Linked DNA regions of Mus musculus: region 1 is linked to region 2. A link is a loop called in an ENCODE intact Hi-C map of the cell type or tissue named here. Cell type or tissue: heart. All regions are shown on one strand.

Region 1 (8,000 bases), 380 kb after region 2:
AACTGAACAAATGCACCCAATTGGAGACGTTTCTTCTGCATTAATTTTTATCTCTTTATTTATAAATTGTATTTGTGTGTGTGTGATATTGTGTGTTTGTGTGTATGTGTGATATTGTGTGCATGTGTGTGATATTGTGTGGGTGTGATATTGTGTGCATGTGTGTGATGTTGTGGGTGTGGTATTGTGTGCATGTGTGTGATATTGTGTGTGCGTGATATTGTGTGTGTTTGTGTGTGATATTGTATGCATGTGTATGATATTGTGGGTGTGATATTGTATGTGTGATATTGTGTGTGTGTGTGTGTGTGTATGTGTTTGTGACAGTGTGTGGTGGAGAGGGCATACTGATGCCACAGCACCCACATGGAGGTAAGAGGGCAACGCTGTAGGGTTTTCTCCTTTCATCATTACTTGGGTTTTGGGAATAGAATGTAGGTCTCCAGGTTTGCCTAGCAAGGGTCTTTGCCTCGAGCCAGCCATCTTGCTGGCCCCATCTCTTGATTTATTTGTAAAAAGTGAAAGGACAGGGAGCTTGTGAGGCAGTTCAAAGGGTAAAGGTACTTTTGCTCACCAAGGCCCCCATAGTGGAAGGAGGACAGACACTTCAGCAGATCCTCCCCCCCCCCACCATGTCTGTGAAACCCAGGCACACCCGGTCACTACCACCCAACCCCACAAATGAATAAATGATATCTGAAGGGCCAGGAAGAAATGCCAGCAAGCACCCTGACGTTCTTCAACTTGAATAGTTCTTCTTAAGAGAGTGAAACTGGGTTAGGGAGATAGTTCAGTTAGTAAGCTTGCCTCACAAGCAAGAGTTTGGTCCTCAGAACTTACATCGAAAAGACAGAGGTGATACTGTGAGCTTCTATTCCCAGCCCTGTGCTGGCAGAGATAGGTAGATCCCTGGGGGGTGGGGGTGGGGGCAGGGGGCTCTCTAGCCTGCTACCGAACCTAATTGGGAAGTTCCAAGCCATGAGAGACCCTTTCTCAAAACAAGGTGAATGGTGCCTGAGGGATGACAGCTGAGGCTGAGTTTTGGTCTCCCCCAGCCCCACACGTATATGTCTAACCTGCACACAGGCACACATGCATGCACACATTCATGTAGAACACATGCACGTGTGGGAACTAGGAATGATGCTGTGTGCTTATAATTCCAGCTCTGGGGATATGAAGGCAGGTGGATCGGAAGTTCAAGGCCATTCATTATCTGCCACAGAGAAACAAAACAGGCAGGGGATGTACCTCTGTTGGTAGGGTGCTTACCCAGTGGGCATGAACCCCAAGTTAGTCCCCAGAATAGCGTGAGACTGACATAGTGGTGCAGATCAGCAACCCTAGCATTTGGGCACTTGGGAGGCTTAAGGTTAAAAATACACTTAGCATCTTAGCCTGTGCTCCATCTGCACAGAGACAGGAGGCAAGAGGTGAGACAGATAGTCAGGATGACATAAGCTAAGCACAAGCAGGAAGCTCCAAGGAGACACAGTTTTCCAAAAGGAAACCAATGTACTACGGTGACTGACTAGCCAAGAGACTTTAAAACACTTGTTTCCGGGCCATGGGTTAACCTGGGCTTCTGGGTGAGCCTGGGATAGCTGATAAATAGTATTTAAACAACGAACTTTGGGAGCTGGGGTTATGTCCCAGTTGGTAGAGTGTTTGCTTAGGATACATGACATCCTGGCTTCAATTTTCACCACCATGAAAGCTAGTGGGCACATGTTCTGTAATCTCAGTACCCAGGAAGTAAGGGTGCGAGGGTGAGGAGTTTAGGTGAGCCTTGGCTACAGAGTGAATTCAAAGCTAGTCTAGACTAAATGAGACCCTGTCCCAATAAAAACACAACAAATCAAAAGAAACCAGGTTCTGTCTTATTTTTGTGAAAGGTTTCCTCTCAGTCCACCACCCTGAAATTGGTTGGGTGGAGGTGACAAGAATGGAGAGCTTCAGCCGGTTGTGGTGGTGCACGCTTTAATCCCAGCACTTGGGAGGCAGAGGCAGGCGGATTTCTGAGTTCGAGGCCAGCCTGGTCTACAAAGTGAGTTCCAGGCTATACAAAGAAACCCTGTCTCAAAAAGAGAGAGAGAGAGAGAGAGAGAGAGAGAGAGAGAGAGAGAGAGAGAGAGAGAGCTTCTTGGCGGACAGCGCCATCTAGTGATACGACCCGATATTTAGTTCCATGCTGATGGAGTGGACCTCCTTATGGAGATCAGCTTGATGTCAAAGTCCTGCAAGAAGAGACCTGAAGACATTATCTTGTTCTTTTTTTTTTTTTAAGATTTATTTATTTTATGTATATGAGTACACTATAGCTGTCTTCAGACACACCAGAAGAGGGCATTGGATCCCATTACAGATGGATGTGAGCCACCATATCGTTGCTGAAAATTGAACTCAGGACCTCTAGAAGAGCAGTTGGTGCTCTTAACCACCATACCATCTCTCCAGTCCCCATCTCTTGCTCTTTTAAAATCTATTTTCTTTATGTCAGCGTGAAATACGCTCACTTCTTTCGCCACTTTCTTGTAGGAGAAGAAGTTTGGAAGGTGTCTGCCTATTTAGTCAAGAGCTTGGGTCTTACTGAGTGTTCTTTTTGAGCCAACCATTGCTCTAGGTCCTGGGGATAAATCACTGTATAAAAATAAAAATAAAAAACTCCAAGCTGACATAACTAGACAGACAATGGACTCGGGAAATAAAGTAGGTGCTGCCTTAGATACTGGCCTAAGGACACAAAGGGAAAGGTTGGGGATTGGTAGGGATACAGTGTTGTTTTTTTTTTTTTTCCTTAGAAATAGAAATAGAAAGTTCCATTTGATAAAAGAACAAGAGGGAGAAGGAAGTGGCTTTTGCAGTCGTGAAAGATAGGAAGCATTTGGAGCCAAAGTGCTCATAGCAGAGCAAAGAAACATGGTGTCGGGCAGAAAGGGAAGTAAGAAAAAGGACCAGGTAGCTCTTGTGTGGTGGGAGGTGAGAAACCTTTAATAGTTTAATTTGTTTTATTGTTTATTATAATATTATTATTATTAATCGTTGAGACAGGGTTTCACGTATTTCAGCCTGGCCTTGAACTTGCTATGTAGCTTAGAATGTCCTTGAATTCTGATCTTCCTGTTGCCACACATGTTGGGATCACACGTGAGCATTTACTATCCCTGGTTTATGAGCTCCTGGGGCTCGAACCTAGGACACTCTGCATATCAGGCAAGCACTCTACCACCGGAGCTACACCCAGCTCTTTCATTTATATTTGCTGTGTTGAAAAGAAATCGAAAGTCTTGGGGAATTCACAATTCACTTCAGCCCTTTAAAAGCCCTGGGAAGCAGACTGCACCGGCCTTGACAGTCAACAACAAGGCCACTGAGGCCTAAATTCAGCTGCTCAGGAGGGTGTTTAAGTCAAGGCCCAGCGGCAGCTGTGAAATAGCATCAAATGACTCACTCCGGATGGATGCCCTTCCCAGACCCAAGCTTCTCCCGCTTCCTGATTTCTGAGATGCCAACTCTTAAACCACCTGCCTCTCGCCACAGTCTATCCTGGTGTGATTCCAGCTCTTTCTACCCTTTGCTGATAGAATCATTTAACATGAACCTGGCTAAGAGTTTTCTCACACTCTTTTACCAAGATGCCTCGTGGTTCCTTTGTGGGGTGCGTTCTCCTGTAGATGTAATCTAATAGAACGAGCAGAGCTCAGTATGCCACACACCTAAGCTCGAGAAAAGCCAGGTGAAACAATTCCTTCCTACTGTAAAATCCTGTAGCTTAGTTGAGATGTTTTGTGTGCCAATTAGAAAAGTCTGTTAGTTACAAAAAGAATGACGACTATATTGACCAATATTTTATAATAGAAAGAATGGATTATTTTTTTGTGAGTTGCACTATGCCTGTCTGGTCCCTCACCAGGTTTACATTTTTCACTTACTGTTTGGCTGTCTTGACTTGACTAAAAGCTTAAAATAAGTCCCCATGTCTACCTTGCAAGCCAGGACCTCCCTTGTACCAGCAGGAGATCAGAAAAGGTCTGTCTGGGCGGAGCCCCTGAACTCATCTGCAGGATACCACAGCCCTAATGACTTCAGAAGGAGACACAGCTCAGCAATGTGGTTATCCAAATTTCACCTGCCCTTCCTCCTGCCGTTCATAGGTCATTCAGCCCCTCTTAGTAGACTTTCCCAGTGATCATTGGAAGGAGGACCCTGCAAGTGGTGTATAGAGGGTCTGTCTGTTGTGGATACTTAACGCTAGAATCTTCAGCTAAAGTAGTCAGATTATGACTCAGAGCCTCATTACTGCCATCTGCTGGTGTCCACTGTGACAACACTAGAGATTTCTTCTCTGGATCATCACATGTATCCAATCATGTATACATTTTTCTATCTTATGTTAAAGTGGTGAATCACACCAAATGATTTTTTTTAACTGAGGTGAAGTTTGCACTGAGTTATCTGTTCAAGTGAAGGACCCCCTAGAGTTTCATACATTTACAATTCCTGAGCACATTACTCAAAAGGACTGGAGAAGTTGTAGCTCAGTGGTAGAGTGTTTGCCTAATGTGCAAAAGGTCCCGGGGTTCAATTCCTATGATGGGAAAAGCAAGCACAAATTATATCCCTCAGAAGAAAACCTAGAGCTAGTGAGCATTGCTCAGCAGATAAAGGCACTTGCACCAGTAGACAGACCTGGGTTTTGATTTTTTGAGACCCACATGGTAGAAGGAGAGAACCAACTCCTGAAACTTTGACTTTCACTTGGATGCACTGCAGGGGCACATCTCCCCTTACCATGGACAGCCAGCCATTAAGCAATTATTTCCTCCCTTCCTCCCTAGCCTCCCCTGACCCCCAGGCCGCTGGGATGCCTTCTGCTTCTATGGTTTACCTATTTTAGAATATTTTTAAAAAGTAATTTAAATAAAACATTATTTGCGTATGTGAGTGCTTTGCCTGCACGTACAGCCGTGTGACAAGCACATGCCTGGGTGCACTTGGGGGTCAGAAGGGGGTATCTGATCCCCTGGAACTGGAGTAACAGACCGTTGTGAGTTGTTCGGTATGGGTGTTAGCACCCAGTCTCGGGTCCTCTGCAAGAGCCATGCATACTCTTAACCACTGAGCCATCTTTCCATCCTTACTATCGTATTTTCTCAGACAGGGTCTCTCACTGAACTCGGAGCTCATGGATTTGGCTGGACCGGTTGGCCAGTGAAGCCTCAGCATCCTCCTGTCTCTTCCTCTCCAGACCCGAGTTTACAGATGAGACCCGCGGGGCTTAGCTTTAATTATTTCTAAATTATTTTTTAATATACATATATCTGACATCTGAAATGAGGTCCTCACGCTTGTCAACTGAGCCACCACCCCAGGCTCGGTCCCTTTCATTTTTACGTATTTATTCTCTTGCTAAAATTCCTCAGTATGCCACCAGATCTTCAGATAAAAGAGGACATGATGTCATTCAAGCTAGGCTCAGCTGGGGGCAGCTTATCAGGCCGGAGAACAGAGCCAGTCACATCCATGATACAGAAAGATCACCACTTCCGTACACCGGAAGCTTTGCTCTCCTGAAGACCTGGAGTGACATCAGAAGCCCCGTCTAGGAGGCAGCTGGTGCCGGACTCTGGGGCTTAGGGTAGGGCAATGTTTGGGATCAGAAGCCCTGGAAATGATTGTAATCTGAGCCGTAGGGGCTGAAGTTGGGAGGGGAGGGGCGATGCAATGGAAAAATGTGTCAGCTGGCGAAGAACTGGGAAGCGGTGTTTGATTTGAGTATCCTTTTAATTTTAGAAACACTATCAGGAAGGAGGCTGCCTTGTGAGTTGAGCCGCCTGCACCGGCTCTAAATCACACGTCGCCGATGAGTGTAGATCCTTGTTATAAATGGAAACGTGGACTGGCAGGTCCTTACTGACTGTAACTGAGGGTCTGGCTAACGTCAGTACCTAGAATGTTCGGGATCTAGTTTCCTTATGAAGTATAAATACATACAAGGGATACAAAGTTATTTGTTCTCTTCAAAAATAAGACCACTTTTACTGTGGCAGAGCTGAAGTGGATCCAGCTAGGAATGCTTTTTGGTATATGTATGATTTAGTAATTATAGATGTATAATGTATGTCTATTTGTAGAACATTAGCCCCAGAGACCGCTAAGTGCTTTCAAGAAAAGCACCAGGTAGAGCAAGCATTGTCTCAAACACATTCCAAGCTGGCGCCTTCCTAGGTTCCAGCTTTCCTCTCCCTTCTCCAGAGATTTGCTCAGCCTCTACCTGCACGTGGCCCCGAGTGACCCGCTCTCTGGAATGTTCTGTGTGCCTCTGACTCTCAATTCCAGGAGCTTTCAACACACACACACTTCTGCTGTCATTCCTGGTGGATCACTTGAGCCTGGGGCCTTGAAGGAATCTGGTTTCAAGGGGGTCTTGAGATGGTGGGAGAACTGCCATTTGAAAAAGAGACCGGTCATTGATTTGTCTTATCGGTGGGATGTTCTATCCTTCTGTCCTCCCAATTCATGACTATGGTGTATAATATTACATCCATTTGAAGTGAAATGTGCAGTTTCCCATGACTATATAGTCCTTTGTCCTTCCATTCCAGGTAATTTGGTTACATTAGCCCGTGCATTTACTTCAAGGCTGATTATAAATAACCTGAAATGTCTTGCATACAGTCTCCTCCCTCTCAAAGGCCAATTCTGCTAGGCTAGGGTTTGCTGTAGATTCTCTCTTCCCAGAACAATGCCTGACCTCAGAGTAAGTGCTTATGACCGCCTCACTGGCTGACTACCTATGACAGAATTGGTAATTTAAATGTAATAAAAACCTCTGCTCCAAGCCCAGGGAGATGGCTCAGCGGATTGAAACACTTTACTTCCCAGGTAAGGATCCCCAGGACCCATGAGGTAAAAGAAAGAGCCGACTCCCTCACATATTCCTCTGATCTTTGCACATTATGCCATGACAGCACACAGACACAGACACACACACACACACACACACACAGACACACACACACACTATTCTTTAAAAAAAAAAACTTAGTTGCTTTTATTCTCAAAAATATGTGTGTGTGCTGTTTGTGTGTACGCATGGTCTCATGTGTGGGGCACACGTGTGTGTGTGTGTGTGTGTGCATGTATCTGTAAGCACAAGATTGGCATTGTCTGTGCTCTTCCTTGTCCTCTTATTCACTGAGCCAAGGTCTTTCAATTGAATCCAGATCTGGCCAATACAGCTATTCTAGCTTGCCAGTTTTCTCCAAAATCCCTTCTTCCATCTTTCCAAACACTGGAATTACAGGCAGGTTATCACATCTACCCATCACTTATATGGGTGCCGGGGATTCTTGCCCCCACTGGTGTTAAACACTGAACCATCTCCCTTACCCGCCATGTAACCCTTGTGGTGGTTTGAAAGGGAATGCCTCCCCCTCTCTCATAGACTCATATATTTAAATGCTTGGTCCCTGTTTAGTGGAACTGTTTGGGAAGGATTTGGAGTTACAGCCTTGCTGGAGTGGATGTGGCCTTGTTGGAAGAGGTGTGTCACTGGGGGTGGGCTTTGAGGTTTCAAAGGTCTAGTCTCCCTCCCTTCCTCCCTCCTCCCCTCCCCTCCCCCTCCCTCCCTCCCTCCCTCCTCCCCTCCCCCTCCCTCCCTCCCTCCCTCCTCCCCTCCCCCTCCCTCCCTCCCTCCCTTCCTTCTCTGCAGCTCTGCAGCTCGGGATGTGAAGCTCTCAGCTACTGCTCTAGCACCACGCCTGTCTGCTTTCCTCCATGGTGATCATGGACTAACCCTGTAAAACTGTAAGCCAGCCCCCAGTTAAATGCTTTCTTTTATAAGAGTTGTCTTGGTCATGATGTTTCTTCCCAGCAACAGAACAGCAAGACATCCTCTCTATTTACGCATTTAGTGTGTGTGCATGTGTCTGCACTATTTGTGTGCAAATATATGCTCACGCATGCAATAGCATGTGCATGGAAGTCAGAGGACCGCT
Region 2 (8,000 bases):
AGAAGATACCTGACTACTAGGGGTGCTTAATGTCATGAGAACCAGAGAGATTTTGTTCCTCTAGACTGAGAGAGAGAAAAGAAAACAGACCCCCAAAATCCTTAACCTCTTGCCAATTTCACATTTACTCCCCAGTGCTTGGCTGAACCCAAAAAGCATCAGGATGTGTTGGTACAAGGATTCTAGTGATGCCACGTATCAATTACACCTGAGAAAATAAAGATGGTGTCATCAGTAAGCAAGTAACAGGGTGTGTGTGTGTGTGTGTGTGTGTGTGTGTGTGTGTGTGTGTGTACATACACACTCACACTCTGAAGTGCTGTGGTGCCGTTTAATAGGAAAGAAAACCTTCTCCTCTGCTTCCACAGTGTTTCCTGAGAGCCCCCAGTTATGTCAGACGGGCAGAAGCTGCACAACTCCACACTAGCTAGAATTTGTCCCATAACCAGAGGCACATATTCTTTGGACAGAAATCACAGGCCAATGTTTTTCTTCATTAATCTATTGTTGTGACATCCACACCTCTTGCTTATTGAAAGTTAATCACTTATAACTAGATTAAATGAGCAATTATTCATAAACGTCAAAAGGTAAAAAAAACAACTCAAAATGGCACAGAGGAGGATCACCCGTGATATACCGACACATCTGCCGTGAAAGAATCTCTTAGCTTCGGCTGCCAACTGGAAACAACCCAGAGTTATCTGAGCGAATCTCAATGGGGGGAGGGGGATTGCCTCAATTACACTGGCCTGTGCTATATCTGTGGGCATTTTCTTGATTGATTATTGATAGAAGAGGGCCCGGTTCACTGCGGTGGGCCTGGACTGTATAAGAAGTGTAACTAAACACTAGCCTGGAAACAAGCCAATGAGCAGTACTTCTCTGTGGTTTCTGTTTCAGCTCCTGCTTGACTTCTTGCCTCTACTTCCCTCGGTGATGCACTGTGATCTGAAAATATGAACGAGGTAAACTCTTTCCTCCACAGGTTGTTTTGGGTGGTGGTGGTTTTTATCACAGCAGCAGACGGCAAGGTAGAACATGGTGTTCTATGAACCTTGAAGGCATCATGGAGGTTTGAATGAGAATACCCCCCCCCCATCCATAGGACCATCAATTGGAATACCTGGTCATCAGGGGGTATTACTACTTGAAAAGATTAGGATTTGTGGCCTTGTTGGAGGAAGCGTGTCTGTGGGGATGGGCTTTGAGATTTCAAAAAGCCCATTCCACACCCAGAGCCGCTCTCTTCCTGCTGACTGCGAATCCAGTGGCTGACTGAGCTCTTATCTGGAAGAACTCTCAGCCACTTCTCCAGCACCATGTCTGCCTGTAAGCCACCGTGCTCCCCACTGTAATGGTAAGGGACTTAACCTCTGTCAGCCAGGCCGATTAAATGCTTTCTTTTATGAGGTGTTGTGGTATGGGGTCTCTTCACAGCAATGGCATGCTGAGTAGAACAGAGGTTACAAGTAGCTCAGACACTGATCCTACGATTACACTGGCATGAGGAACCTAAAGCTGTCAAACTAAGAGAGGCATGTGTGGCATGGCAGCCACCGAGGGGTGGGCGAATAGGAGGTTAGTAATTAAGTACACAGTTTCAGCTTGAGACAACATCCTAGAAACCCAGACACATTGATTGCTCAGTGAACAGTGGCACTCAAATGGTTAAAATGGTACATTTTTGTGTTACATATATTTTACTAAGTAAAAAACAATTAAGGTGGGCACAGAGGCCTACCTGTAATCCTCCTACCCTTTGGGGAGGTAGAGGCAGCTGGATAGCCATATCAGCCATATCAGTGAGACCTGGGTTCAATTGAGAGCCCCTGACTTCATGACTAATGACTAAGACAGAGAATGACCAAAGAAGACTCCTGGGGTCAATTTCTCAGGCTTCCACACTCAATGGCAGACATGTGTTCAAGCACCTACATATACATGTATGCACTCACAGGAGTATTTATACACACTCATTTTAAAACGTTAAATAAACACCTTAAAACACATATAAGATTTCACTGCAGTATTCATAAAGCCCAAAGCCAAATTCAAGGGTTGGAGAGATGGTTCCATGGGTACAAGCATTTGTTGCTCTTTCAGAGGACCCAGGTTCAAGTCCCAACACCCACATGGTGGCTCACAACCATCTATAACTCTAGTTCTAGAGGACCAGCTCACCTCTTCTGGCCTCTGTGAGTACCAGACATGCACACAGACTTACAAACATACCTGCAAGCAAAACACCCACAGACATAAGTTTAAAAAAATAACCTAAAAAATCCCATGATGGATGAATACAGGTGGTACGCACAGACAATGGACCTGATACAGCCATAAAGAAGAGTGTAGAACACCAAGTAAGAAAAGGTCACACACTGTACGGTCCCCATCACAAGAAGCACGTGGAATACCCAAATCCACGGAGACTGAGGGAGAGGAGTGTGCAGCATGCCATGGTGAGGGAAGAACTGAAAATGACCTACCATGGGTAAGGCATTCCTCCCTGAGCTGTTACAGAATTAGCTAGTGTTGGCAGTTGTACGGTTCGGTGAATATATAAGATGACGCAAGACATCAAAGCCACTGGATTGAGCCCAGGGTGGTGGGCTACACAATTCTATTGCTTCAGAGACTGAGGCAGGAGGATCACGAGTTTGAGGCCAGCCTGGGCTACCCAGAGAGCTGCTGTCTCAAAACCAAACAACAACAACAACAGAACACTTGGAAGACAGAGGCAGGAGGACTTGGACGTCAGGTTCACCCTCAGCCACACAGTGAATCTGAGGTCAGCCTGGGTTATATGAAACTTCAATTTAAAGGTGGGGGTGGGGGTGGGGATGAATCGCATATGGGTCATACCTAAGTTTTAAGTTTTTAATTAAATAAGAAAACCAATGGTTTGTGTTCCCTGTTCATACATGAATCCCTCTGACGCTCCTCAGGAGACTGACTATATAATACGGTTTCAGAGATGCAAGGAAAATTTTCTAGATGCTTGCTTTTATCAAGGGATGCATGGCTGAAGCTCAGCATGCTACTTTACTTACTGTCCACTAGATGGCACCATTTCCACTTAGTCACGGGGCGCCGAGGCGCCCGCTCCTGTTCCATCCATCTTTCGGAGGGCTATTACATTTATGCGATTTGGCTTGCTTAGAGAGAATGATTTACAGCAAGCCATGTTCTAATGCAATGCTCTGTATCGGGCCGCCATCCAGACTAAAGCACGTCCAGTATGACTCGCTTCAGAAGCAGGGCCCCAGACTAACTGCTTTAGGGTAATCAGCCTTGGAGTCTCAAACCCAATCACGGAGCTCCCCGGTGATGGGAATGGACAAACAGATAAAATAAATCGCATAAAAGCCAATTTGTCGGCAAAGGTGGCAAAGAAATTGAACGTGTAATTGGTTCTAATCCGGCCTCAGTGTGTTCCCGGATGTTTCTCAGTGGATGAGACACCCAGAGACAGACCTCCTCCACTAAAGCCCGCATCCTCTGAAGGCTTGGAAGAAACCAGGGCAAGAGGTTACACTTCAATCACCAAGGAAGCTTTCAAGACCACAGCGACTGCAACTCAGTCCAATTAAAAAGGCATCTGGGTCCGGGGTGGACACGAGTTTAACATATCTGTGCAGGGCTGGAGATGGTTTTGTGGTTTAGCACTGGCTCCTCTTCCAGGATCGGTTCAATTCCCAGCACCCATATGGCCGCTCACAACCCTTTGTAACTCCAATTCTGGGGAATATGACACCCCTTCCGGCCTGGATGGGCACTGCATGCATATGGTATACAGAAATACATATTGGGGTGTGGGTGTGTGTGTGTGTGTGTGTGTGTGTGTGTGTGTGTGTGTGTGTGTGTAAAATAAAATAAATCTAAAAGATATGCATGGTTGGGTTGAATCTACAGAACATCTAAGCTAAAGGCAATAGGACTTCCAAAGAGCCTGGGAAGCTTAGCTTGTTCAGCTTCCTGGCCTTTGAAGATGTACTTAGGTGAGGGTAGAGGGCCAGAGGCCAGGGAAATGGGTTAGAAGAACTCTGGGCAATGAAATGAGGGAAACCAAGAACGGATGGAGAATTCCCTGGGAATTGTGAGTGAGGCTAAGGAGATTGTAGAAAAGATGTTAACATTCCCTGGTGCTATACACACACACACACACACACACACACACACACACACACACACACACACACACACCTCAGAATGCAGTGACTTTCTGAGCCTATGGAAAATGAAGGTCCTGGACCCAGGTTAGACTCTTACTCCTGGGAAAGCAGGAGATCCTGTTTAGACCTTAACAAGGTATGGAAGCACCCACTGCAAAACTCCTAAAAGTCTAGGCTGGCCATGAAAGGGAGAGTAACTTTTTTTAAAAGACTCGTGCTGGAAGGAGGGGCTGCTTAGTCCCTGAAGTCTTTGCCATGCACCCACCAAGCTGTGGGTTCGAGCTTCAGCACCCTTTAACACCAAGTAGAGGGTCTCATGCATGTTCCCAGCACTTGGGATGGAGAGTCAAAAGAACCAAGAGGTAGCCTGGGCTACACGTAATCCTGTCTCAGAGAGGAGGGAAGGGGAGGGAGAGAAGAGGAATTAAAAGAAAGGGAGGGAGGAAGGGAGGGAAGGAGGAAGGTAGGAAAGAACAGAGGTAGGGAGGGATGGAGGGAGGGAAGGAGGGAGGGAGGAAGGGAAAGAGGGAGGAAAGAAGGAAGGAAGGAAGGAAGGAAGGAAGGAAGGAAGGAAGGAAGGAAGGAAGGAAGGAAGGAAGGAAAGAGAACTCACCACTAAATTCCTTCTTGAGAAAGTACTGGAAGCTCTGCCGACCCTTGGGGTCTCGAATCAGTTCGCTGAAGTTGAAAGCCCATCTCTCCACTCGCATCTTGGTTGGGATCTCCACCCTGCAAGGATGGTGACTGGTAAATGTGGCACTCCCTGGGAGACAGGGGCTGTACTTAGCCTCAGTGGGAGTGATAGGTCTACCAACCTTCATGAGGTCCTTGGCCAATGTCTCCACCTGATCCCAGTTTTGCTCTGCCCCCTAGCCTCTGCATAGACACACAATCCAAGTTGCCACTTACTAGGAGGACACAGCCTCCAAGTCCCCTGGGGTTCACACCAGAGATGTGGCCTCCCAGAGCTGAGGGAGAGTCACAACCCAGTGGATCCCTGTTCTTCAGGGGTAAAGATCCCCGTCATAAAACAATCTATGAAGGCTCAGGCTGCCACCTTCAAGCCAGGTTAGAATTCCAGTGACATATTGGTCCCTGGATGCTGTGGTCACAGCTACCAGTCAGCATCTGTCACTCACCAAGACTTCCCTTTTACCCTGAATGTGCACGAATGTTTGTGACAGCATTTGTCATGATAGTTACCACTTGGGAAAAGCCCAAATGTCCTTCTCTAGACAGACGGGTTCACACAGGGAAGTTTGTTTATACAAAACTGAAACAAAATGCTACATCCTGCTACAGTGTGAATAAACTCTGAAAGTTTAGCAGGAAGTGAAAAATGCCCAATGAAAGACCACACATCCTATGATGTCATTTACAGGAAGCATCTAGAATAGAAGAATACGGATAATCAGAAAATAGATTGACCACTGACCATCTAGGGGGAGGGCAGGGAGTGGAGATTTGGGGGCACCAACAACTAGAGGGTGCAGATTTGTTTTTAAAACATTGTGGTAGAGATTATATTCCCCTGTCAATATAACAAAATTTTAACTGTACACTTTAAATGGGTAAATTGTATGACATATGAATTACAACTCAAAAAAAAAAAAACTCAAACTTGATATAGGGCCTGGTGTATACCAGGTTGGCTTTGAACCTGCTATGTAGCTCAGGAACCTTGAATGCCTGATCCTCCTGCCTCCCAGGTGCTGGGGTTACAGGTGCACCATTATATTGTGTTGGGGGTCAAATCTGAGGCTTCATGAATTCTAGACACTCTACCAACTGAACCACAGACCACCCTAAAATAAAGCACATTTTGGGCTGAGGAGATGGCTCAGTGGATAAAGCATTTGCTATAAAAGTGTGAAAACCACTTTGGGTCTCCAGAACTCATGTAAAAACCTAGCAGGTGTGGTAGCCGCCTGTAAACTGCCCCCTCAGGAGGCAGAGACGGGATCCCCAGGGAAAGCTAGCTAGGTAGACTAGCCAGAACTGGAGAACTATGGGCTCAGTGAGAGACCACCACTTAATAAACAAAGTGTAGATGGGTGGAAGGAAGACATCTGATACCAGCCTAAGGCCTCCATACACATGAACACATGGACCCACACACCTGGTCTCAATCATACACACGTGCAAACACATCACACACATACACTCGACAAAATAAAATCAAACAAACCAGATTTGTTAAAATTTCAATGTTTGAAATACATACAATTTGGCATTTAAATCCCAGAACTGGGTGTCGTCTGTTATCCAAGGATTGCTTGGAAGGCAGCCGGACATGATGGCGTCATTGGACGAGAACTGCTCGCTGTACTTGACAATTCTGAAAAGCAGATAGAAAGAGGGCTTCCTAGAAATCCAACCCAGAGAGCCCGGATAATTCCATGGCATAATTGGCCTGCCTGGCCTCTCTTCTGGTATCGGCTTAGTTACATGTCTATTACTGTCTTCTCAGAAAAAAATGTGTGACAGCCCTGGGATGGGAAGCTATTTAGAGAGATCTGTCCTAGTGTGATAGTGCTGTTTTTCTTCCAGTCCTGTCCCCTTGTCAATTTTCTGTCCCTAGTTCAAACATGGCTTTGTCACATGTCATAGGAAGATTTTACATTCCAAAGTTGACTCAATCTGTGTCTTGGTGTCCATTTTAGAAGCTGCAATTGTCACAGATGAACCAAGACCACTGATCTTCTAGATTCCACCTCTGGAACCAATAATGCCTATGTTTGGGAACTTCAGTGCACTACTGGAAACCCTTTGGCCTCAAGCTAAGTGGGGCCTTCTGAGTTCATGCATTTCCTGATGTCTGAGACAGAAGCAATGCTCTTATCTGTGTGCAAGGAGAACCACGGGTTCTTGCCATGAATTCTGCCCATAGCCATAGGCTTACTTTTAGGGAAGATGGATCATTTTTTAAAAAAACTATTAATTTGGGAAGGTATAAAGGCTATCTGAAGATTTTTATGAGACCCTGACCTGTAACCTAATGTTGGAAGTCAGCAGTGACAAAATATGGTTCATTGGAACCTACGGTCAGTTTTCACGTTGCCTGTCATGTTTGACTTAAAGCAGACATTCTCTTACACACCTATCATTCGTGATTTAGCAAGACAAATCAGGGACATACCCTCCAAGAGACACCGAAGACTTCACTGTGGACCTCATTAAGGCCTGTTGGTAATACATGATCTGGAAAGAGAGACGGCTGTTAGAAGACAGCTGTGATTGTTAGTCACGACTCGGGAATCACTTGACAGACAGACAGACAGACCTCTGGGGATGTCTATGTGGGGATTTCTAGACTGGGTTGTGATGGGAGGCCCCACCCTTAAAGTGAACAGCACCAGGCCACAGGCCGGGCTCCAGGATTGAAGACACCGAGGAAAGTCAGCTGAGCAGCAACTGCATTCATAGCTCTCTGTTTCTTGACTGTGGATGCCCTGTGACCAGCTGCCTTGTGCAGTGCTGCTGTGACTCCCGCTTGCTCCCATGGTGGACTGTATCCCCCTAGAACTGTGAGCCAGGTAAACCCTTCCACCCTTAAGTTGCTTTGGTCAGGCAACAAGATAAGTAATATGATCTCCAACTCCCCGCCCTTGAGTACAATTAACTCTGATATTACAAAGATCCAAGGCCATGTATCTACACCAATAGTGTACTCTACATCTCTAAGTCAGGGCTTGGGTTCACACTTCAGACTTCTGGTCAATATTCTCCTTAACCCATCGTGTGCCAGTTTGAGAAAAACCAACAGCTGGGGGGCGGGGGGACGGGACACAAAATGTCCAAAGGAGGTTTGAAGTGAGATGGGGA

What was found. A loop is a pair of places that touch in the nucleus more often than their neighbours do. Peaks named below come from ENCODE experiments on the same cell type or tissue, not always from the same donor. Only the 100,000 strongest peaks of a DNase experiment are listed, where the experiment ranks them.
Region 1: a loop joins it to region 2, with 5 times the contacts of the local background. A loop is called at or near these places in 6 of 42 quality-filtered maps.

What each region holds. Positions count from the first base shown.
Region 1 is chr11:109,617,116-109,625,115 of GRCm38, forward strand. The region is part of intron 2 of Gm11685 (a long non-coding RNA gene); the gene reads left to right. Among named protein-coding and RNA genes, the nearest start is that of Gm11685, 7.9 kb to the left of the region's middle. In heart, CTCF peaks have their summits at 2,178 (motif pointing left), 4,323 (motif pointing left) and 5,479; a DNase peak (open chromatin) is centred at 5,826; H3K4me3 peaks cover 659 bases; H3K27ac peaks cover 3,287 bases.
Region 2 is chr11:109,241,665-109,249,664 of GRCm38, forward strand. It overlaps Rgs9 (regulator of G-protein signaling 9), which reads right to left. Exons shown (of 19, transcript NM_011268.2): 11 at 7,315-7,376; 12 at 6,400-6,513; 13 at 4,789-4,904. Among named protein-coding and RNA genes, the nearest start is that of Gm39440, 26 kb to the left of the region's middle. In heart, a CTCF peak has its summit at 3,061 (motif pointing right); no DNase peak of the experiment used is centred here; H3K27me3 peaks cover 1,927 bases.